2 separate regions of the Homo sapiens genome follow, and region 1 is linked to region 2. A link is an interaction called in ENCODE POLR2A ChIA-PET data of the cell type or tissue named here. Cell type or tissue: OCI-LY7. All regions are shown on one strand. Links, peaks and the distances in the headings refer to the core of each region. The heading gives the core; the rest is flanking DNA. Region 1 overlaps DTNB (dystrobrevin beta). Region 2 overlaps DTNB (dystrobrevin beta).

Region 1 (10,180 bases), core at 6,161-10,160, 120 kb before region 2:
CCAGCCCATCAGGGCAGCCCTAGGAGGGCACACGAGCAAGGCCAAGGAGGGCAGGGTCCTCACCAGGGCAGCTCCCTGCTGTTTCTGGCTGGGAAGCAGAGGACCTGCTGCTTCTTGTCGGCACCCATGGCCAATAGGTTTTGTGGAGGAGGAAGGAGGAGCCACGGGGCCTCGTCTGAAGGAAAGGAAACAGGCCTGGGATTGGGAGGAGCTGTGGGGAGGACTTCCAGACGCTTCAGACGTGGAGCCCAGGCTGAATCTCCTCAGTGAGGGCCATGGGTGCCTGGCACAGGAGGCCTTTCCAGGCAGGGAGGGAAAGAGACAAAGTGACTAAGGTCTTGGGACCACGCCATGGTGGTGGAGACAGTGTGGCTCACGCGCTGAGGCCTGAACAAAAAGCCTGATGGGTACAGGTGCCCTTCAGGCCGGAAGGTGGGGGGCGGGGCGGACAGCTGCCCCAGTCCTGAGTCAGGCACTGAGCCAGAGGCCTTGTTTCCCGGGCTCCAGCACAGGCTGCTCTCCTGGGGAGAACGGCAGCACCTTCGGCCTGTACCGTTTAAGCCAGGGGCCCCGCCAGGGTGTGCCCGCAGCCACGCTTGTGCTCTGAGGACTCTCTGTGCACCTTGCCAAAATGGGGTGAGATTATCTGCCCGTGCCACTACCCCTGGCGTCAGGCCTATGAACTCTGCCTGGCAGTGTGGCCATGGCTGTAGGCCAAGCTTTGGACAGGTGTTTCTGCCACCTGGTTGAGGACTTGCTGGGGCTGACTGAGGCCATCACTGACTGCGTGGTAACGGACTCGTTTTGAGCCAGCAGTGAGCTGGGTCCCAGGGGGCTGTAAGGCCTCTGTATGTTTGCCGTGACTCTTGAACTCAAGGACACACCCCTGGGTTCCTCGGGTCCCACTCCTCCCAGTCTCCCATCCCACCCCTGAGCCCAAGGACCCATCCTTCTCAGCACCTAGAACAGACACTGAGTAGGGAACCACAGCCTTTTCCTCCCCAGGGTGGCCTCACTTTGCACCCACTGTCCTGAGTCTGACGTGTTCATAGGGCAGCCCGTTCCTCCAAGCCCACCCTTCACTATACAGTTTCGAACCCAGACCAGATTCCAACCTTAAGCTCTAAGACCCTGGAGCCAGTGAGGCCTGAAGGCCTGAGGAAGGGGCTTCGTGCCCAGCACACAGTTGGTGCCCGTGAAGCATCTGCCTGAATAAACAACAGTCCCACCTCTAGCCTATAAGTCCCTTCTGAATCTCCACCTTTAGCAATGACAGGCTCCATTTACTTCAGAAATACAAGGATGGCTACCTGGTGTTTTTGTCTTCAACACCTGCCTCCCAACTCCATTCCCAGCAAGTTCTAGTTCTCATGACCTCCCTTAGAGATTTTAAATTTTCAACATGAAAGCAGTCACAACCCATTCAAACTGTCACAGAACTAGTAGACTCATATTGCTTTTTGGAACTGGTGAAAGGATTTGATGCCCATTTCTTTTATGCCATGGTCCTACCCCAGCTGTCCCCCCTTGGAAGTAGGAAGCAGAGGGAAGACGGAGCCAGTGTCCTCCACCTGTTTGCAGACGCGCCTGTGCAGGAGGCAGGAGAGACTCCAAGCCCACTACCTACAGAGTCCTGGCTTCTCAAGTAAGGTTAAGTGCAGAGAAGGCACCAGAGTCCCTGGGATCTGCTACTTTAACTGGGGAGACCTGTAAGTAACATCGAATTACTAGGTTCTCTAGTAATCATTTTCCCTCTGAAAAGAATTCAATGCCCATAGGAGATGGAGCTTCCGGTAGCCTGAAGCAGCCCATCTGGGCCTGGATGTTGTTTCGTGTGGAAGATGGTATTTGCATCCTGGGGAAAGCATCTTGGTGTCCAGGCTCTGGCTGTGGGGGTTAGGTGCCTGCAACACCCCCTCTCCCCTGTCATCCCTCCTGAGCCAGGCAGGCCTTCAGCACTCCCTACCACTGAGACTATAGACTGAGAAGTAACTCCCTGTCGCTGGGCCTCCATGATGTCGGTCTTCTGTACCTTACAGGCCTTGCCTCAGTGCTGCCCACCTTCATGTCTGGGAGAGTCTTCATTGATTGCTGGGGACCAAAACCAACTTAGACTAGGGATCCCAGTTCCAGCACCCATGCCCAGGGCCCTTTCTTCCTTTAAAATAGACGGCTGACTCTGGCCCTTCTTCACTGATGGGCGATGGCTTCCTGCACTGCTTTGTTTTCTTCTTCATCCAAGTGTTGTCCTGTGAATCTCAGAGTGTGGTCTTTGGACCAACGGCACCACCGTCACCTGTGAGCTTGTTGACTGCAAATTCTCTGGTTCTACCCAAGACCTGCTGAATCCGAGACTCTGGAGGCATGGCCATGCTATCTGTATTTTAACAAGCACTCCAGGGGATTCACGGGCATGCTTAAGTCTGAGAACCACTGGTGCAGTATATTACCTAGGAGCCCTGAGTAGGACACTTCATTTAGTTTTCTGATCCACACAAGGAGAACCCGTCCGGGCGCATGAGGCTTGCGGGTACAGAGTGTGTCTTCCCAAGGAAGGCAGGCTACCTACCTCCCACGTGTCCGGCATGTAACCCATCAGCTGACTCCTGACAGTGCAGAGGCCAGAGGCCAGACTGGGAATCCACCGAATGCCTCTTCATGAGCTCTTTTCTCCCAGAAGGTGCAGCAGGAATTCAGATGGCTGTAGGCATTGCCATAGCAACTGCACCCCTCCGAAGCGCTTATGGGCTGCAGGAGCACAGTAAGCAGCCCGAAGAGGAGCACGTCTGCCAGTGGTTGAAGCCTCACCAGCAGATGAGAGGGGCTGCGAAGGGAAGAGGAAGCTCAGGGTGGCTGGGACTTATGGACAAGAACTCGGTGGAGCTGTTGCTTCCTCAAGACCCACGATGCATTTGGTAGCCCTCCCGGGGTCCTCCAGCACTGCAAAACAGCGCCAGCCCAGGCTGTGGTGCTGCACGGCAGCCTGGCTCACCCAGGAGTCAGTGATGCTGCAGTTTCTCAAAAAACCGTCTACCTAGGTTAAATTAGCCTGCTCAGTGGTCACAGAGCAATTAAGATGGAAGTGCCCATCTTCCTTCCGTGATGACCACCTGTGTTCCTCGCCAGGATTGAGGAAAGGGACCCAGTTCCAAAGGTCTGACAGGCATGTGGGTCCTAAAGCAGACGCCAACAGTCATGAGGGAGCTCGGGGCTTAGGTAATGGCGGGTTTTCTAGCTCTACGAGAAATCAACCTCAGCAAGAACGGGTATCACCAGAGTGCACCCGGTACCTGAGTGCTGGCCTCAGAGCTGAAAACACAGAGAGTCAGCAGGGGCTTGGGCAGAGAAGAGGGCCCCACGCCCTTGGAAACAGGGAGCTCTGCTTGCCTGAAGAGCCAGAGAGGGGCCACGGTGAGCGCAACTCCGTGGAAAGCTCGTGGGGACACAGTGCCAACCAATGGGAAGATGAGCTATGGGGGAGAAGAGACAGAGAGGAAAGGACGGAAGGTGTGAACACCCACCCCTTCTATTTTACCCTGACTGGGCCTTGGCAGGCTTGCCTGGGACTCCATCCGTGTGCGGCCAGGAGTTGATCCCACCGTCTCTGCACAGACCTCCTCAAAGCCAAGGGCAGGGGTCTGCAGAGGTGGGTGAGGGATGCTGGGGAGCCAGCTGTGGGGCTTCTCGCTTCATTACAGTCACTGCCCTTTATAAATATTTATAGCAGTTCTTCTGCTAAAAATAACATCCTGGAGCCCAGGGAGGAGGAAAAAATAAATGAAAATCACCGGGAACGGGACTTGATCACGTGTGCCCGAGCCCAATCGACCCCTAAGGCGAGAGGCTGCGAGCAGCGCCCCCGGCGGCGCGCCCCCTGGCGGCCACGGAGTCCGCGGCGCAGAGACCCTCCCGCCCTCTCCGAGGAGGCTCAGCCCGGCTGCGGCGCGCGGCTGGGTCTCCGCCCCTCCCTCCCGGGCTGCAGGCGGCGGCATCACACGGGGCGGGCGGAAGCCTAACCAGTGTGAGACTATTTTTAGCACCGTGGCCAGGGTGTGAATGTCTACAGAGCCGAGCAAGGCCTGACGCTTTCTTTGCACGCTGGAAGAAACCTGTTGGTTTTTAAAGGTCAAAGATAAGGAAACTTGTGCCCCCACGTTCAGGAGCACCCCACGTGCTGGCCAGACGCCAGGAAGTGTTTCATCAGGTCACAAACACACAAGAGCTTGGTGCTTTTTCTTTTCTCTTTTCAACCTCCAGGTGAATTCCTGATGCGGAGATGAGACCATGCCCTGAGGGGAGTGATGAAGGTGCTAGTACATGCAGGGCTGTGCAGGGGGAGGCCCACTAGCTGTGCCACGCAGCCCCTCCCCGCTTCCCACCGGCTCTGGCTCCCCTCTCCCTGGCGGGTGGAGTGACGTCTGGCAGCCTGCAAGCCTGGTCCAGGTGTGCGGTGGAAAGATGGAGAGGAATGTGCCTCTGGGGGAAGACCTTGCCTTCGCCATGTCGGCGCCAGCTTGCTCCTCGTCCTCTGTGCCTGCGCAAGACACACTCACCGTTAGTCACGGGCACTGTTGAGGGTTCAGGACAAAAGCTGCTAACATCTACTGTGAACAGGAGGCCCTGCAGGGAGGGGCTGCTAGGATGCTGGGCGCCTTTCAAGCGTTGGGCTGAAGGGTGGTACCTAGGGTCCTCTGCCATCATTCCTAAGGGTCAGGAAGTGTTTCCGTGGAAGAAAGAATTGGGTTCACAATGCAAGGTTTGAATGGGGTGATTTCTTGGGGAGAATTGTGGCCCAGGAGAAGGGCAGGGAGGACTGAGGTGTGCCGATGAATACTAAGAGGAAAGGGAGGAAGCCTCAGCCCCCGGCCAGCAGAGCGCAGGCCTGGGCATCCATGAATCCGCGGCACCCAAGTTTTATACTCTTAGTTTAACTCTCGGCTGTTGGTGTTTCTCATCACCCCTGATGTGGGTCAGAGAGCGCAGGATTAGGAGGCAGAAGACCCGGCTCCAATTCTGCTTCTGGCATGGAGCTTCTGGTGTGGGGCATTGGTTTCCTCCATGTGCAACAAGGCGGTGGGGGCACATGGCTCTGCCACGTTCCCTTGCACCCCAGTTCCTTCTGCCCCGGGGAGAGAGGGGCTCTGGCAGGCTCCTGCAGGGCGAGTCAGTTCCTGATTTCCCTCCTCGGCTGCCACGGCCTAGGCTTGCTTGGGAAAGGGCCTTGCCTGAATGTGCACAGTGAGTTTAGGGAGAAGCCTCTCTCCAAGCCCCTGGGGCGCTGTGATTTCCAGGGCAGCGAGAGAATGTGCGTGGCCCAGGTGCTGCCCTCTCCTCAGCTCGCACAATCCAGAGTCAGCGCAGGCCGAGGCTGCAGGGGCCCCGGGGGAGCGGGCAGAGGCCTTCAATGGCCTGGCGCGGTTGGGCAGAGAGGGCCAGAGGCTATTCCAGGATGACACGACTTGGGAGGGTCTGAAAAAACCCCTTTTCTGGATTGTGCAGCTAGGGCCCTGACTTCTTTATTCGAGGAAGATGCCTAATTTTTAAATATAAGAGGTGGGGGGGTGGGAGGAGGGGAGGGAAGACAAGATTTTAAAATGGAGAAGTCTGATATCTTGGTGCTGGGACTAGAAAGAATTAAGGTGTTGAGCTGGAAAATGGGAATGACTAATTCCTAAAGGCAATGAGCATCTGCCACTGGAGCAGTCCGTACTTTTCTGCATTGCTTCTTCAGGAAGTGAGAAGGTGCAGCTTGGCCGGGCACCATGGGAAGCGGCTTGGTCAGCCCTGTAGTCAGTGTGATCCTGCATGAATCACATGTCTGTGGGTCAGGGACTGTGATTCGGTGCAGTGCTGGGTGACAGAATCCAGGGACGCACTGGCTGTGGTTTGGATCCCAGGAAGGAAGTGGGCAGTGGCTGTGGGAAAGGAGCATGGGAGGCAGTGCTCCCCAGGGAGGTGGCCTTGCTCAGCACACCCTGTTTCAGCCAGCAGTGTCGGGTCTGCCAATGCCATCCCAACACAGAGGACACCAGGCCATGCCCAAGGACCAGGCCTGCAGACAGTGCTGTGCAAGACAGGACACAGCCTAGAAACAGGGCAAGGAGGGCACATGGCTGGGGTGGGCAAAGGGAAGGGACAGTTGGGCTCTTGCATCTTCACCTGTTAGGACTGCCCTGGCTAGGGACCTGTGACTGCAGGAAGGGAGGGGAAGGGAAGATGCTGAGGAAGGAGGGAGGGGCCGTGGGGAGGCAGAGGACTCTTTGTACTCACCTGAGCTTCCTCTGTGTCCGGCTCCTCTGCTAACCTGTGGCAGCATGGGCAGAAACAACACACTGAGGTCACGGCCAGGTCTTCTCATGCCCCAGACTATCTCAAAGGGGCTTCCCTGACCAACCCACCCCAGGGGCTTCCTTGCTTCTCCCGTTACTCGTTTGTTGACTTTTCCCACCCAGGTATGACAGCAGGGTAGAGTCATACTTTCTACTACTGTAGCCAACCCGAGGCAGCCATGGAGACAGATGCTTCTCAGGAGAAGGAAAGTCATTAAAAAATGGAATCAAAACTCCTTAAATCCAGGGAGCAGTTACATGAGGGGGGCAAAGCCCACTCAGCTCTGAAAGTTCCCCAAGGGAACATGACTGCGCCTTGAGTGAGGGCGGTCCCCCTCCTGCAGATGGTCTGCTTTGAAAAGCCCTGCGCTTGCTCACCCGAGGCTCGAGCACTGCCTGGCCCCTCCTGAGCCTGTTCTGTTCTCTGAGGGCCATTGCTGTCCAGCCTTGCACCAGGGCTCTTTATGGATGCAAACTGGATTTACAGCCCCCACACCGGGATGGCAGGGTATGGGAGGGGAGACTGTGAAGGACACAGGAGCATAACATGAGGCTGTGGAGGGTGGAGATGATGTACTATGGGGGAAGGTGTGTTAGTCTGTGCTTCTTCTATGTGTCTTGGTTACACTTCTCTTGAGGAGATGCAGAGGAGGAAGGGTACCCCGATGGAGCAGAAGCATTCCCCAGGATGCAGCCAGCCAGCCAGGGGTGAACAGGGAGAGGCGTGAGGCAGGGGTGAATATGGCAGGGAAGTTCAGCTTGGTCTAGATTCTTCAAAAGTTCCATTTGACTCTCACAGTTTCCTTATCGAGCAGACTATGTTTGCCTGATGGTGCTGACCAAATTCTGTTTATATTACGTCAGTATGGTTTCAACCCCAAAGAAGCAAATATACTCTCTCTCTTTACGGTTGACAGTTACAGATCTCTGGTGTCCAGGTGACTGCAGTTAGTCCTAGGTCTGTAAAATCTCAGGCCTAGCTCATGGCAGAGAATCAGGAGGTCCACCCATAAAAACACTTAGTCTTATAAAAATGCCCATGTATGAGCTACGTTGTAGTTTCAGGGACATATCCTAGAACCTATATAATGTGGAGAGCCAAACATAAAAAACTCTACCATCTCTCACCCCAACTCTTAACACTCTTGGCCTTAGGGATGACACCAGAAAGTCACATACGTAAAAATTCAGGCATTCCCACAAAAAGATTTCACATAGACATACAGACATTCTGGTATATGCACTGAAAGACAGACAAGGAGCTCTAAGGGCAAGAGGCACAGAAAGACAGAAGAGATGCAGACAGGGCAGTGCAGGTGTAAAGACAGTGCCCTGGGGCCTGGAGTGCCGGGAAAGGGAAACCCAGTCTGATGCGAACAGGGCAGTGCACGTGCAGAGACAGTGCCCTGGGGCCTGGAGGCCCGGGCGAGGGAAACCCAGTCTGATGTGGACAGTGGAGTGCAGGTGCAAAGACAGCACCTTGGGACCTGGAGGCCCGGGCAAGGGAAACCCAGTTTGATGTGGACAGGGGAGTGCAGGTGCAGAGACAGCACCCTGGGGCCTGGAGGGCTGGGCAAGGGAAACCCAGTCTGATTCCCATGTGAGGCATGGCCCACACTCAGACTCGAACCAGGATAAGGGCTAGAGTTCGTGGCCAGGGCAAGGCCTCAGTGGCTGGGGCAGTCCTAGGTTTGCTTTGGTGGAGTGAAAAGGACTGAGGAGAGGCCATGGGAAAAAGCTACTGGGGAAGGGAGGGGCAGGTGAAGGGAGGCCAGAGATGCAGCTGTTATGTCTTCAGCCAGGAACATTCCACATGAATGCTAGGATTTGGTTGGCATGTGCATGTGCATGTGCGTGTGCGTGTGTGTGCGCGTGTTTGCAGCATGTGTTTACACCAGTGTAAATTTATCTGTGTATCTCTTCACCTTTTGCCCTCCTGCCTTCTTTCTTGTCTGTGTGGGTAAGTCAATTGTTTCTACATTTCTATGAAGCATTCCTGGATGTCTGAAACACTACTGCTCTCTAATGTGACCTTTTATTTTTATTTTTTAGATAGGGCTTTGCTCTGTTATCCAGGCTGGAATGCAGTGGCGTGACTATAGCTCACTGCAGCCTTAAACTCCTGGGCTCAAGCAGTCCTCCTGCCTCTGCCTCCAAAGCAGCTGGGACTACAGGTGTGCACTACCACATCCGGCTAATTTATTTTTTGTAGAGATGGGGTCTTGCTATGTTGCCTATGCTGGTCTCAAACTCCTGGCATCAAGTGATCCCCCTGCCTCAGCCTCCTAAAGTGCTGGGATTACAGGTGTAAGCCACCATGCCCAGCCTAGTCTGACCTTTTGGTGTCCGTGCCACATATGTCATTCTCATCAACTCGTTGGCGCTGCTGTCCACTTCCTCCCAGGCCTAGCTCAGACTCACTAGACGATTTCAGAATCTGCAGAATCTTCTTCCTCTTCTCCCAGTTTCTTCCTCAGCAATTTCAGGGTCCTTGCTGACAAATTCCTTGCCCCGTGAGACTCCAAAGACGACCCTGTCTTAGCCACTCCAGCCCCTATGGGCCAAGAATGCTCCAGACCCACTGTCCTGTAGGTTTCCCTTTCTTGTCACAGCTTCCTTACCTGTATCTCCCACTTGGCTTCTACCCTTCCTTAAGTAAGACCACTCCACTTCCCTTAGTCTACCAGTTCAGCTCAGACTAAACCATGGGCATTGGAGTTGAACTCAGGCTGTGCCATTTATCAGCTGGCAGGTTCTTTCACTCCCCCGAGCCTTGTTCAGAATTCCTCCCTGGGAGGGCTGCTGCTGGCTCCTCCTCATGCTTCCTGCTCTCCCTACCTTCACCTCCTTGGGGTGACCAGCCATTGCATTTCTCTCCCCGATAAGGTACTCTCTATCTCATCACCCCATTTATTTCCTTTGATTTGTTCATTTATTGACCTCCTACTAAGCACCAGGCACTGGAACACAACATGAACAAAACAGACTAAAATCTCTGCCTTGAGGAGCTGATGTTTAGGAGGAATCCAGCAACTAACACATTAATGCACAACAGAAAGAACAGCTCACCCTCAAATGTCCAAAGAAAATTTTGTTTTCTGTTCAGTATAACATAGAAGGATGAAGATTAAGAGCACGAAGTTTGGAGTCAGAAAGACCCAGTTCTCTGCCTTTTTTTTTTTTTTTTTTTTTTTTTTTGAGACAGAGTCTCTCTTTGTTGCCCAGGCTGGAGTGCAGTTGCGTGATCTTGGCTCACTGCAACCTCTGCCTCCTGAGTTCAAGGGATTCTCCTGCTTCAGCCTCCCGAGTAGCTGCGATTACAGGCATGCACCACCACACCTGGCTTATTTTTGTATTTTTAGTAGAGACAGGGTTTCACCATGTTGGCCAGGCTGCTCTCGAATTCCTGGCCTCAAGTGATCCGCCCGCCTCGGCCTTCCAAAGTGCTGGGATTACAGGTGTGAGCCACCACGTCTGGCCTAAATCTCTGCCGTTTAACAGCTACATGAACAACATCTCTCTGAGCCTATTTCCTCATGGGTAAAATGGGGATATTCGAATCTGTCTCACAGTGTTAAGGATTAGATGAGATCATCATACGTGAAAATCATTCCCTGCAGCTCTTCCCAGATGTCATGTGTTAAGCAGGTTCGATATATAATGAAACTAGGAAGGCACTACTGTCCTTTGCTGACACCTTCCCTTCTTGGTTTTATTCTTCCATGAAGCCACAAAACCATTTGGCTATTCTAGTCCACAACAATCTCTTCCTTTTCAGAAACCCTTATTATACTTATATGCTGAAAGTTTTATGATTAGCTTTTTCTGCCACTTCATTTGATCTATTTATT
Region 2 (11,626 bases), core at 4,202-8,201:
TTCAAAGATCTTTTAGGTTCCTAATCTCAGCCTAGCAAAATACATACATTTAATGAGCAAATTATCTATTATATAAACCAGACTGTTGACTAAAAAAAAAGTTTAACAATGGGCTTAAAATCAACACTGAGTGTTATGACTCATTTTGGCTTTCTGAATTAACTTAGATCCAGGGGTAAACAATGTCTGGATAGGAGTCTCTAACCAAGGATGTGAAAGTACAGTACTGATGTCGTGTAGACAAAATTTCTACTTAAAATTGCAAAGTTTTAAAGATGAAGGAGTAGGCTGGGTGCAGTGGCTCACACCTGTAATCCCACCACTTTGGGAGGCCGAGGCAGGAGAATCGCTTGCATCCAGGAATTTGAGACCAGCCTGACTCCATCACTACTAAAAATCAAACATTAGCTGGTTTTGGTGGTGCACACCTGTAGTCCCAGGTACTCAGGAGGCTGCTCAGGGGAGGACTGCTTGAGCCTGGGAGACTGAGGCTGTAGTGAGCCGACATCACATCACTGCACTCCAGAGTGGGTGACAAAGTGAGACCTTGTCTCCAAAAAAAAAAGGAGGAAATGAATAAAGTCAGCTGAAGCCTGGAGGACAAGTGAGATTTGGGGCACCTGTCAGAGCTGTCCCTTTTCCCCAGGCCCTTTGACAGAGCCTCTTCTGTAGGAAGTCATGCAGACAGCCACGTACTTACCCCTGCCCTTCACTTTTAAATTTATTGGCGCATTAGCTCTTTCCCACAGAACATTTCTTTTAGCTGTGGAGGTTAAGATCAGTGTCCTGCAATTCTCTTTTACATAGACAGCTGTCTGCTAGCCATGCATTTGGGAATCTTGAGCAGATTTTTTGGGTGTCTGTTTATTACTATTGGTGTGAAAGGGGGAAAGAATTTATTATGCCCTAATGCTTTCATTTGCTCGACTTCTTTTTTTGTATTCCCCATAATAATGCTTTACAAAGGAGGTAACCATTTTAAATACATTTAATCTCTTATTAATATTTTGTAGCCAGCTATTTTGCCCTCAATCCTAGATACCTATGTTACTTCTGAAATTATCTTCCCTACTCACTTGAATCAGACCTTTTTCTTCTTTTAAATGATGCAGCAGATTTCACCATACTTTAAAACAAATGTAAAACCCACCCTATAGACTACCTCATTCTTTTCTCTATCAAACCACTTCAGTCTCCCATCTCTCTCCATCAAGTTGTTGTTCTTTTGCTTCTTCTAAGCCCCTGCTTTCACCTCTTTTCCCACCTACTTATCCTGGAATGTCCTTCATAGATTGGCCAAAGTTACACAATTTCTCACTTCTCTTATCAGAAAAACAGCTCCTGAAATTTCAATAGCTCTAGAAAACCTTTCTAGTTACAAGCTCCATTTAAATAAACATTGGCCATAGTATGCAAACAAACAAAAATCCACGGCCTATTCATGCCTAGCACTGTTAGGGGTTTCGGGACAAAATAAAACAAGTTGAAGACTGTCCCTGCCCACAAGAAGTTTATAATCAGTCCTCATAATCATCAGTCATAGCAACAACAGATACTTAAGCTTTAGCTTAACATATTACAATATTTAGATCAAATCCTATATGATGATAATTTATAACCAAATACATGTAAGACTATTTGTAACAAAGACAACTTAATTATTTCATTTGATATAAACAAAAACCAGTACAACAAAATAATATGAAAAAATCCTATGAAGTTAACAGTTACAGGATTTGCTGTGTATTTTGCATACATTTCTTTACTTTTGCAGCATTGGGGAGGTTGTGGGGGGAAGACAGTGCCTAAGCATTTGCTGAGTGTGAAATGCATCAGCACTGAGCCAGGCCCCTCAGAAACATTACGTGAATTCTCACTACTACTCATGGTGGTATTTCTATTTTGCAAATAAAGAAATAAAAGTCAAGGAAGATAATGGGTTCAAGGTCACATGATGGAATCAGTATTGGACACTACTTGTATCTGCTTCTAAAGCCACTGAATAGATCAAATCCACAAACACTCTTTTATTTCAGGCATCTCTGTATTATCCAAATGAATTTTTCAGATTAGAGTTCTCAGGGAACAATAAATTTTCAAGTTTGAGAAACACTGCCCCAATTCAGGACTACTAGCCTCAAATCTAACTTGAAGTAGTTTAAGTGGTAAGGGGGGTGGGGGGAGGAGGGGGGAGTGCGGGGGTGGTTGGGAGAGGAACTTATTGGGCACCATAACTAAATACTAACTAAATTCATAACCAACCTCACGAAGGCAGGGGTGCAGCTGGCTTCCAGGATGTTGGAATGTCATTAGGACGTTTACTGTTACCTTTGCTTAGATCTCATTTTGAGTCAGGCTTTACACATGGCCCACAGCTTTTTATGCTTAGGAAGAAAGAGTTTCTGCCCAGAATCTCACAGCTTTACCACTGGAGAATAAAACCTCTTCCTTTATCCCAATTTGAAAATCCCCAGCAAAGCCTCTGGCCTGCCCTGAGTCACTTGCCTACTCTGGCATTCAGCAGGCCCCATGCTATGACTGGTATTCCTCCCGGAACATCACAGTTAGCGCTAGGAGGGGAACAGATCTCTAAGGAGAGAGCACTGTTGCCAGAAAAAAAAAAAAGGGAGGCTGCAGAACAAATCTACAACAAAAAAATGTTCACTTACTTAAAGATTAACTTTCTTCCAAAGAAAAGTGTCAAATGACAGTGCTCAGGGTGCAGGCACTTCAGCATCTCTGCTGCACAATGCGTCAGAATGAAGGTGGTATTTCTCTTTTTTTTTTTGAGTCAGGGTCTCGTTCTGTCACCCAGGCTGGAGTGCAGCGGTGCAATCTTGGCCCACTGCAACCTCCACCTCCCAGGCTCAAGTGATTCTCTTGCTTCGGCCTCCCAAGTAGCTGTGACTACAGGCACATGCCACCACACCAGCTAATTTCTGTATTTTTCATAGAGTTGGGGGTTGTGTCATGCTGCCCAGGCTGGTCTCGAACTCCTGGGCTCAAGTGATCCATCTGCTTTGGCCTCCCAAAGTGCTAGGATTACAGGCATGAGCCATTGTGCCCAGCCTTCTCTCTCTCTTTTTAGTTACTACTACTCTTCAAAAATTTGTGGTTAGAGACCTATTCGTGGACCCTTAAGTGAAAACAATATATTGTCTAGAAAGAAAACCAGTTTTCTTATTATTCCATTATGATGAAGAGGACATAAGGGATTACATTGATCTATAATGCTGGTAAGCTGCAGCTCTGGTGAAATATTAAGGAGCCCAGGTTCTAAAAGCCCTTTCATTGCAATGATTCTCGTGTGGATAGTGTGGATCATTCTTGATCTCCTTGAGTAGCATGCTCTTTGTCTATCTCTATGTAATGGACCAACCATTTCTTGTTACCTCACGGGGTTCTATGGTTATCTGCCAAAGCAAGGAAGTTAAACAAACAAGCAAAAACACCTTTTGGAAAACCATGATGTTAAAAAAATAAGCATCTGGTACTGTAAGTGTAGCATAAATATCATGTTACATACCTACAATGAGGTTTCTGACTTCCGGGAAGTGCATTTAAGTTTACTGATCATTTACAATTAATTAACCAATTGGTTAATATAAAAAACTCCCCTATCAGCAGACATATATGCCTCAATTTATATTCGTAGCAATTTAGCATAGCCATTTGTGGTATCAGACTTGTTTAATGAACTATTTCTCAGGAAGGAAAAGTTTACCACAAATCCATTCTTACACTTTCACCACTAGATAGTGTCTAGAGACATGGAGAGGAAGCCAAATATCTCTCTAGCTCTAGAAAGGGACAGAATTGTAAAATGAGACAATAGTTATTAACTATAACAAATTAACTATTTAACAGTATTGCTCAATTTATCATCATTATGTTGAAAAAGCAGTCGAGAGTCTTATAAACCGGATCATCAAATCAACAGAAATGTATTTTTTTATTTTTAAAAACCTTTCCATGATGAATCCCTCCTTCCTTGTTCTCCTTGTTCATTAAACTTAGGAAGTTGTTCCTACTTTATGTAGATGCTAAGTCCTGTATTTAAGAAAAATGAGAAAGGATGGCATCTTAAATGCTTTAACAAGTTACTGCTCATAGAGGGGTCAACAAAATGCATGATGCAAAGTCATTTCCCGACCTGTTCACATGGTCATCAACTGAAATCTGTTTTCAAAAATGGAAATGAATTCACTGCTATAGATGACAGGCTGACTCTCACATATTTTTACCAAACAAGAAGAGATATAGTGGGGCTGGGCGCAGTGGCTCACACCTGTAATCTCAGCACTTTGGGAGGCTGAGGCAGGCGGATCACCTGAGGTCAAAAGTTCAAGACGAGCGTGGCCAACATGTAAAGCCCTATCTCTACTAAAAATACAAAAATTAGCCAGGCATGGTGGTGGGTGCCTGTAATCCCAGCTACTTGGGAGGCTAAGGCTGGAGAATCGCTTGAACCCGGGAGGCCGATGTTGCAATGAGCTGAGATTGCACCACTGCACTCCAGCCTGGGTGACAGAGTGAGACTCTGTTTCAAAAAAAAAAAAAAAAAGATAATAGTGGGCTGCCCATTTAATAGAAACTCCCTGGGAAGTTCTAGGGGCTCTAGCATCTTGCCAAAAATAAACACAATCATCATTAGCCCAGTGCTTAAGGTGGCAAAAATATAAAGGCGAAGAATAACTATTAAACCTTCACACTCTGTAGCAAAGCCTTCTTCTTTCTCTACAGATCTGGCTTCTAATGCATTACGCTGCTGTTGTCTCTAAGGAAACAGAACAATCACATGACGAAGGGTCTTCTCTACAAGGTAGTCTTCCCCACAGAGCATTTTGGGAAAGAGGAGGCTCAAGAGGACAACTCATTAGAAGGCAAACACACATCTGCCTTCCACCAGCAAGTCCACAAAGCAGTCAAATGACAGGACAGGAAGACAGAGGTAGCACACAGTGTAGGTACTGCTCATTGGAAGCTTAAAAATGAAACACACCTACTTGCAATAGAATCCAAGTCTTGCTGCAAATCCATAGCCTAATGAACCCGGTCAGCAATTCCATTCCGATGAGGACTTTAAGGAGCACTCCCACCTCCTCTCCAAGGGCCTCTTCTAATTGCCAACTCTTGATAAGAAAGTAGCCTACAGAACTGTGTCTGCCAAGCAGTCTAGGTAGGTAGCTATCAGGAGGTAGGGAGAACCAGTAAGGCTTGAGTTTTTTGTTTTGCTGAAGAGGAGTTAATGGGAATGCAAGCAGGGTGAAAAAATAGGACGATGGTGTCTGTCTACCGCTTTGATGCAGACAGCTCCTTAATTCATAAAGGCAGCTTATACGAGGGCAGTTGAAACAAAAGGGCTATCCAGTGTGAGCTGCTGAGCAGGCTCTGATGGATGTCTCTGACAGGGTAGTCCCATCATGAGATTGTCTCTGCCAGTCAGAGTCATTCTGTGGCCTCTTATTTATTTCATGTAGTCAATAGCTCCTAAAACTGTGTTCCTGGTTTCTATCCCCACTGCCACCATCACATTTCAGCCCTCATTTGGCTAATGTTACTTAAATATTCTAGGTTTTCTACTGGTTCATGGGTGTCCAGGGAACCTTTCTATTGTTACTTATCTGATTTCTCACAGCTAAAATCACTTTCCTAAGCACCGCTCTCATCATGTCACCATTCTACCCCAAATCATCAATTCTCTACTAGTCTCCCAAATTAGAACAAAACTCTTTGTCTGTGCAGGCACTGCCCAGACAGCACAGCCTCAGTCTCCCAGGGCCTCCTCATTGTCACCACTTCTCCCCCTTCCTACACTGTTCAAACACAGGTCTGGAAATTTTCTGGCACAATAAAACAAAAACAAAACAAAATGACAAAAACTACACAAGTATTTACACTAAAAGTAGAGGTAGTCAAAATGAAACCCTTACTAAATACCTCAGTGCCCGGGAAATAATTCTATTATTTACTTAGATAAATGAAGAAGTGAGAAAAGCCAAGCCAACAAATCAGACAAACCAACTAGTGTGACTGTTACTACACACACTCAGATATCCAAACTAAGAGCCTAAAATAAAATGGGTGCATGTGTTAGACTACTGAGCAGAAGATGAAAGAGCTGATTCATATCAGAAATATAATAAAAACAAAATAACAGTGGGATATCATCTTTCAAGGCTACAAACTCTAAGGATATAGATGAGGGACACAGTGCAGAATGTGAAGGGCAATGTGAACAATAATGGGTAAAATTAATTACAGGAAAAAACTACAGACCGAGTGCAGTGGCTCACTGGGAGCACTCTGGGAGGCTGAGGCGGGTGGACTGCTTGAGCCCAAGAGTTTGAGACCAGCCTGGGCAACATGGTGAAACCTCATCTCTACAAAAGAAATACAAAAATTAGCCAGGTGTGGTGGTGCATTCTTGTGGTTCCAGCTATTCAGGAGGCTGAGGTGGGAGGATTGCTTGAGCCTGGGAGGTTGAGGCTGCAGGGAGCCATGATCATGCCATCACACTCCAGTCTGTGCAACAGAATGAAACCCTGTCTCAAAAAAAAAAAAAAAAAAAAAAGATCTATAGAATGTTTGAGATTATGAGATTGAAATACCATAATTTTATAATGAAAACATATCAAGGTCAGGCATGGTGGCTCACTCCTGTAATCCCAGTACTTTAGGAGGCCAAGGCGGGTGGATCACCTGAGGTCAGGAGTTTGAGACCAGCCTAGCCAACATGGTGAAACACTGTCTCTACTAAAAATAGGAAAATTAGCCAGGCATGGTGGCAGGGTGCCTGTAATCCCAGCTACTCGGGAGGCTGAGGCAGGAGAATCGCTTGAACCGGGGAGGCGGAGGACGCACTCAGTCGAGATCGTGTCATTGCAAAAAAAAAAACCAAACAAACAAAAACAAAAACAACCATATCAGGAAGGAAAGGGGGGCAGTGGAGAGTGGGAAAAAGTTTGGGAAAATTGGTTCTGGCTCCAACTCTGATACTAAGTGGATTATGTGACCTGCATGACTTTGGACAATGAAGCCCTGTGTGTCTCAGCTAACTGGTCTGTGAAATGACAGGGGCTGGTTCTAGAGCACTGATTTTCACATGCTGTGCTCTGGGGATCTGAGGATGCCACATGGTGCTTCAGTGACCATGATGAACAGCAAGGGGAACAGACGAAGGATGTTAGGCCCCAATCTTGTTCCAATAAGGGTAGCTCCACTTCTATTCCACATAACATTTCATAGGAATAAAATGTTCTACTGCTTTTTTAAAAAGTTTGAAAACCCCTTTCCTGACTACAAAATTTAAATTAGAAGTCCCTGCTATATTCTCTCATAGTATCCTCTTCTTTTTAAATAATACTTATCATAATTTGCTATTATATGTAATTAGTTTTTATTTGTTGGTTGGTTTCACTTATGAGCTTGTAAACTTTGCGAGAGCAGGGACCCTAGTACTTGTTTCATCTCTGTCTTCATTGCATTCACAATGTGTACTGAAAACCACAATTGGAACACACTGGTTGCTCAACAAATATTAGTTCAATTATGAATGACTCTCTTATAGCTGAGCTTTTATAATTCTACTTACCATTCTTTTTTTTGGTTTTGTTTTGAGACAGGGTCTTGCTCTTTCACTCAGGCTGGAGTACGCTGGCATGATTATAGCTCACTACAACCTCAAACTCCTGAGCTGAAGGGATCCTCTTGCCTCAGCCTCCCAAGTAACTTGGATTACAGGTGCACCACCATATCCAGTTAATTTTTTTTATTTTTATATTTCTGTAGACATGGGATCTCACTCTGTGGCCAGGGCTGGTCTTGAACTTCTGGCCTCAGCAATCCTCCTGCCTCAGCCTCCCAAAGTGCTGGTACTACAGGAGTGAGCCACTGTGCCAGGCCATCTACTTACCATTCTAATCTACCTTAAGCAATGTATTGGCTGAAACCCAAAAGTGTCAATTGGTCGGGTGCTCAACTGACATGAATTTTAAATGGAAAAGATATCCAGACAAGGAATTCAAAGAAGGCTGGTAGATAAGCCATTTGGGATAGCAAAAATCTGTGAGTGGGAGGAGTAATGAGGCCTAAACAGGCACACACCCAACAGAGGCAGCAGCGCTCCTCATGCGTACTAAACACATCAGGCCAACTACGCTGTTCAATCATTCTTAGCATCTCATTTCTGGACCAAAAGAACCTAAAAGAAATGTAAAATGCCCCAAGACATTAGAGAATTTGCCAAGGGAAAGAAAAACCACCTACCATTTCATTAAAATGTGTATCTAAGTCTCTGCTGAAAAGACCACACAGAGACCTTGGGAGACAGTGCTTTGCCAGTGAACTATAAATCAGCTGCAGAAGTAGTCCAGGGACTTCCAGTACAAGGTAGTAGAGTGAGCACATGCGGAGAGCTCACCCTCCTGTGCCAAAAAAAAAATGACTTAAAGATATAAACATAAATTAATGCATAATTAATGCATGTATAGCTAGGACCAAAACAAAAAAGGAAACTCTGTTTAATGCCTAAACAAAATGAAAAAGTATCCTCTAAGGAAGAAAATGAAGAATCATAGTGGTGAGCAAGGGCTGCTTCTCAGCGGCCATGAGCCACACACACAAGGACTGCTGGCCACTTTTGAGGAGGCTGGAAGAACCTAGGTTCTGACCCCCATGGGGCCCCCCGAAAAGCAGAGAAAACAGAGCATCCAAAAAGGTCTTCAAATACCTAAGATCCTCAGGCCCCTAAAGGATAAAACAGCATCCATCAAATGTTCTGAAAAATAACCAATTAGAGGCTTTAAAAATGAAAACCATAGTTATTGAGACAAAAAACAAAACAAAACTGAATACAGCTAAAGATTGATGAACATAAAAAATAAGTTAAATGTAAAAGCTAGATCTAGAAGTTTTTTTTTTTCTTTTCTCTTTTGAAACAGGGTCTCACTCTGTCACCTAGGCTTGAGTGCAGTGGCAGGATCATAGCTGCCACTGCAACCTCGAACTCCTCAGCTCAAAGGATCCTCCTGCCTCTCAGCTTTCCAACTAGCCGGGACTACAGACACATGCCACCATGCCCAGCTAATTTTTTGTTTGTTTGAGATGGAGACTCGCTCTGTCGCCCAGGCTAGGATGCAGTAGTCAGATCTCAGCTCACCGCAATCTCCACCTCCCAGGCTTAAACGATTCTCCTGCCTTAGCCTCCTGAGTAGCTGGGATTACAGGTGTGAGCCACCATGCCCAGCTAATTTTTGTTGGGTTTCAGACAGAGTTTCACCATGTTGGCCAGGCTGCTCTTGAACTTCTGACCTCAAGAGATCAGCCTTGGCCTCCCAAAGTGCTGGGATTACAGGCATGAGCCACTGTGCCCAGCAATCCAAAAGTTTTAAAGTCTATATTTTAGGGTTCAGACAAACTAAAGAGAATGAAGGAGAGGCGATAGTATCTAAACAGACAATGGCTGAAAATTTTTCAGATTTAAGGCATGAGTCTTCAGAAACTAAGAATCCTGAGTATTAAATTAAATTAAATAGAAACTCAAAAAGCTTATATACAGACAGGTTATAGTAAAACTTCAGATTTATTAAAGTATTAAAAAAAATCCTGGCCAAATGCAGAGGCTCATGCATGTAATCCCAGCACTTTGAGAGACCAAAGTAGGAGGATCACTTGAGGTCAGGAGTTCAAGACAAGACTGGATAACATAGTGAGATGCTGTTTCTACAAAAATAAAAAATTAGCTGGGCATGGTGGTGTACACCTGTGGTCTCAGCTATTTGTGGGGCTGAGGTGGGAGGATTGCTTAAGCCCAGGGAGGTGGAGTCTGCAGTGAGCCGTGATTGCACCACTGCACTCCAACCTGAGCGACTGAGTGAGAACCTGTCTCAAAACAAAATAACAACAACAACAACAACAAAACAAAAAACAAAAAAAATCCTAAAAGTTTACCAGCAAAATGAGACATTCGACAAAAAGGAAGGAGAATCAGATTGCCATCAGCAAAACTGATTATAATAGAGGAGCGATACCTTCAAGCAATGAAGAGAAAACAACTTTGGCTGGACTCTAAACCCAGTGAAACCATCATTTAAGACTAAGTGGGTGCACCACAACCATTAGACAAGAAAAAGAAATAAAAGATGTCCAGACTGGGGCTTGGCACAGTGGCTCACTCCTGTAATCCTAACACTTTGGTAGGCTGAGGCAGGAAGATCGCGAGGATCACTTGAGCCCAGGAGGTGAAGACCAGCCTGGGCAACATGGCGAAACCCCATCTCTAAAAAAGTATAAAAATCAGCAGAGCAGCCAGGCACGGTGGCTCATGCCTGTAATCCCAGCACTTTGGGCAGCCAAGGTGGGTGGATCATGAAGTCAGGAGATGGAGACCATCCTGGCTAACACGTTGAAACCCTGTCTCTACTAAGAAAAACCCAAAAAATTAGCCGGACATGGTGGCCAGCGCCTGTAGTCTCAGCTACTCGGGAGGCTGAGGCAGGAGAATGGCATGAACCCAGGACGCAGAGTTTGCAGTGAGCTGAGATTGCACCACTGCACTCCAGCCTGGTTGACAGAGCAACTGTCTAAAAAAAAAAAAAAAAAAAAAAAATCAGCAGGGTGTGGTGGCATGAGCCTATGGTCCCAGCTACTTGGGATGCTGAAGTGGGAAGATCACCTGAGCCCGGGAGGGCAAGGCTGCAGTGAGCCATGATTGTGCCTCTGCATTCCAGCCAGAGTGACAGAGCAAGACCCTATCTCAAAAAAAAAAAAAAAAAAAAAAAAAAAAAAAAAAAAAAGTCCAGACTGTGAAGCTACGAAGGAAGAAGTCAAGAAGTCAAATTATCTCTATTTGCCGATGACATGATCTCATACACAGAAAACTCTAAAGAGTCCACACAAAGGAAGCTATTAGAGTCAGGTGCAGTGGCTCACGCCTGTAATCCCAACACTTTGGTAGGTTGAGACAGGAGGATCACTTGAAGCCAGAGTTTGAGACCACACTGGACAACATAGAGAGACTCTCTCCCTCCAAAAAAAAAATTTTAAAAATTAGACAGGTGTGGTAGTGCGTGCCTGTGGTCCTACTACTCAGGAGGCTGAGGTGGGAGGATCACTTGAGCCCAGGAGTTCAATGCTGCAGTGAGTTATGATTGTGTCACTGCACTCCAGCCAAAGTGACAGAGCAAGACCCTGTCTCTAAACAAAACAACCAACCAAGCAAAACTATTAGAGTTAATAGACAAGTTCAGCAAAGCTGCAGGACACAAGATCAATATTACAAAATTCAATTGTATTTCTAGATATTAACAGTGATCTGAAAATGAAATTAAGAAAAGAGGCCGGGCACAGTGGCTCACGCCTGTAATCCTAGCACTTTGGGAGGCTGAGGTGGGCGGATCACGAGGTCAGGAGATCGAGACCATCCTGGCTAACACGGTGAAACCCCATCTCTACTAAAAACAATACAAAAAATTAGCTGGGCGTGGTGGCGGGCACCTGTAGTCCCAGCTACTGGGGAGGCTGAGGCAGGAGAATGACGTGAACCCTGGAGGTGGAGCTTGCAGTGAGCTGAGATGGCACCACTGAGCTCCAGCCTGGGCGACACAGCAAGACTCTGTCTCAAAAA

The links. Peaks named below come from ENCODE experiments on the same cell type or tissue, not always from the same donor. Only the 100,000 strongest peaks of a DNase experiment are listed, where the experiment ranks them.
Region 1: POLR2A ChIA-PET joins it to region 2 with 6 read pairs; 5 of 35 experiments call an interaction of 5 or more read pairs at or near these places.

What each region holds. Positions count from the first base shown.
Region 1 is chr2:25,373,020-25,383,199 of GRCh38, forward strand. It overlaps DTNB (dystrobrevin beta), which reads right to left. Exons shown (of 21, transcript NM_021907.5): 20 at 6,271-6,304; 21 at 4,224-4,534. The coding sequence ends at 6,300. Among named protein-coding and RNA genes, the nearest start is that of DNMT3A, 36 kb to the left of the region's middle. RefSeq lists enhancers at 549-693, 4,203-4,252, a cis regulatory region at 621 and a silencer at 3,623-4,112. In OCI-LY7, for the core only: no CTCF peak of the experiment used is centred there; DNase peaks (open chromatin) are centred at 7,772 and 8,502; H3K4me3 peaks cover 353 bases; H3K27ac peaks cover 2,417 bases.
Region 2 is chr2:25,492,296-25,503,921 of GRCh38, forward strand. The region is part of intron 9 of DTNB (dystrobrevin beta); the gene reads right to left. Among named protein-coding and RNA genes, the nearest start is that of DTNB-AS1, 77 kb to the left of the region's middle. RefSeq lists enhancers at 5,364-5,443, 5,464-5,573, 6,815-6,959, a cis regulatory region at 6,887-6,897 and a silencer at 9,241-9,343. In OCI-LY7, for the core only: no CTCF peak of the experiment used is centred there; a DNase peak (open chromatin) is centred at 6,016; H3K4me3 peaks cover 837 bases; H3K27ac peaks cover 1,132 bases.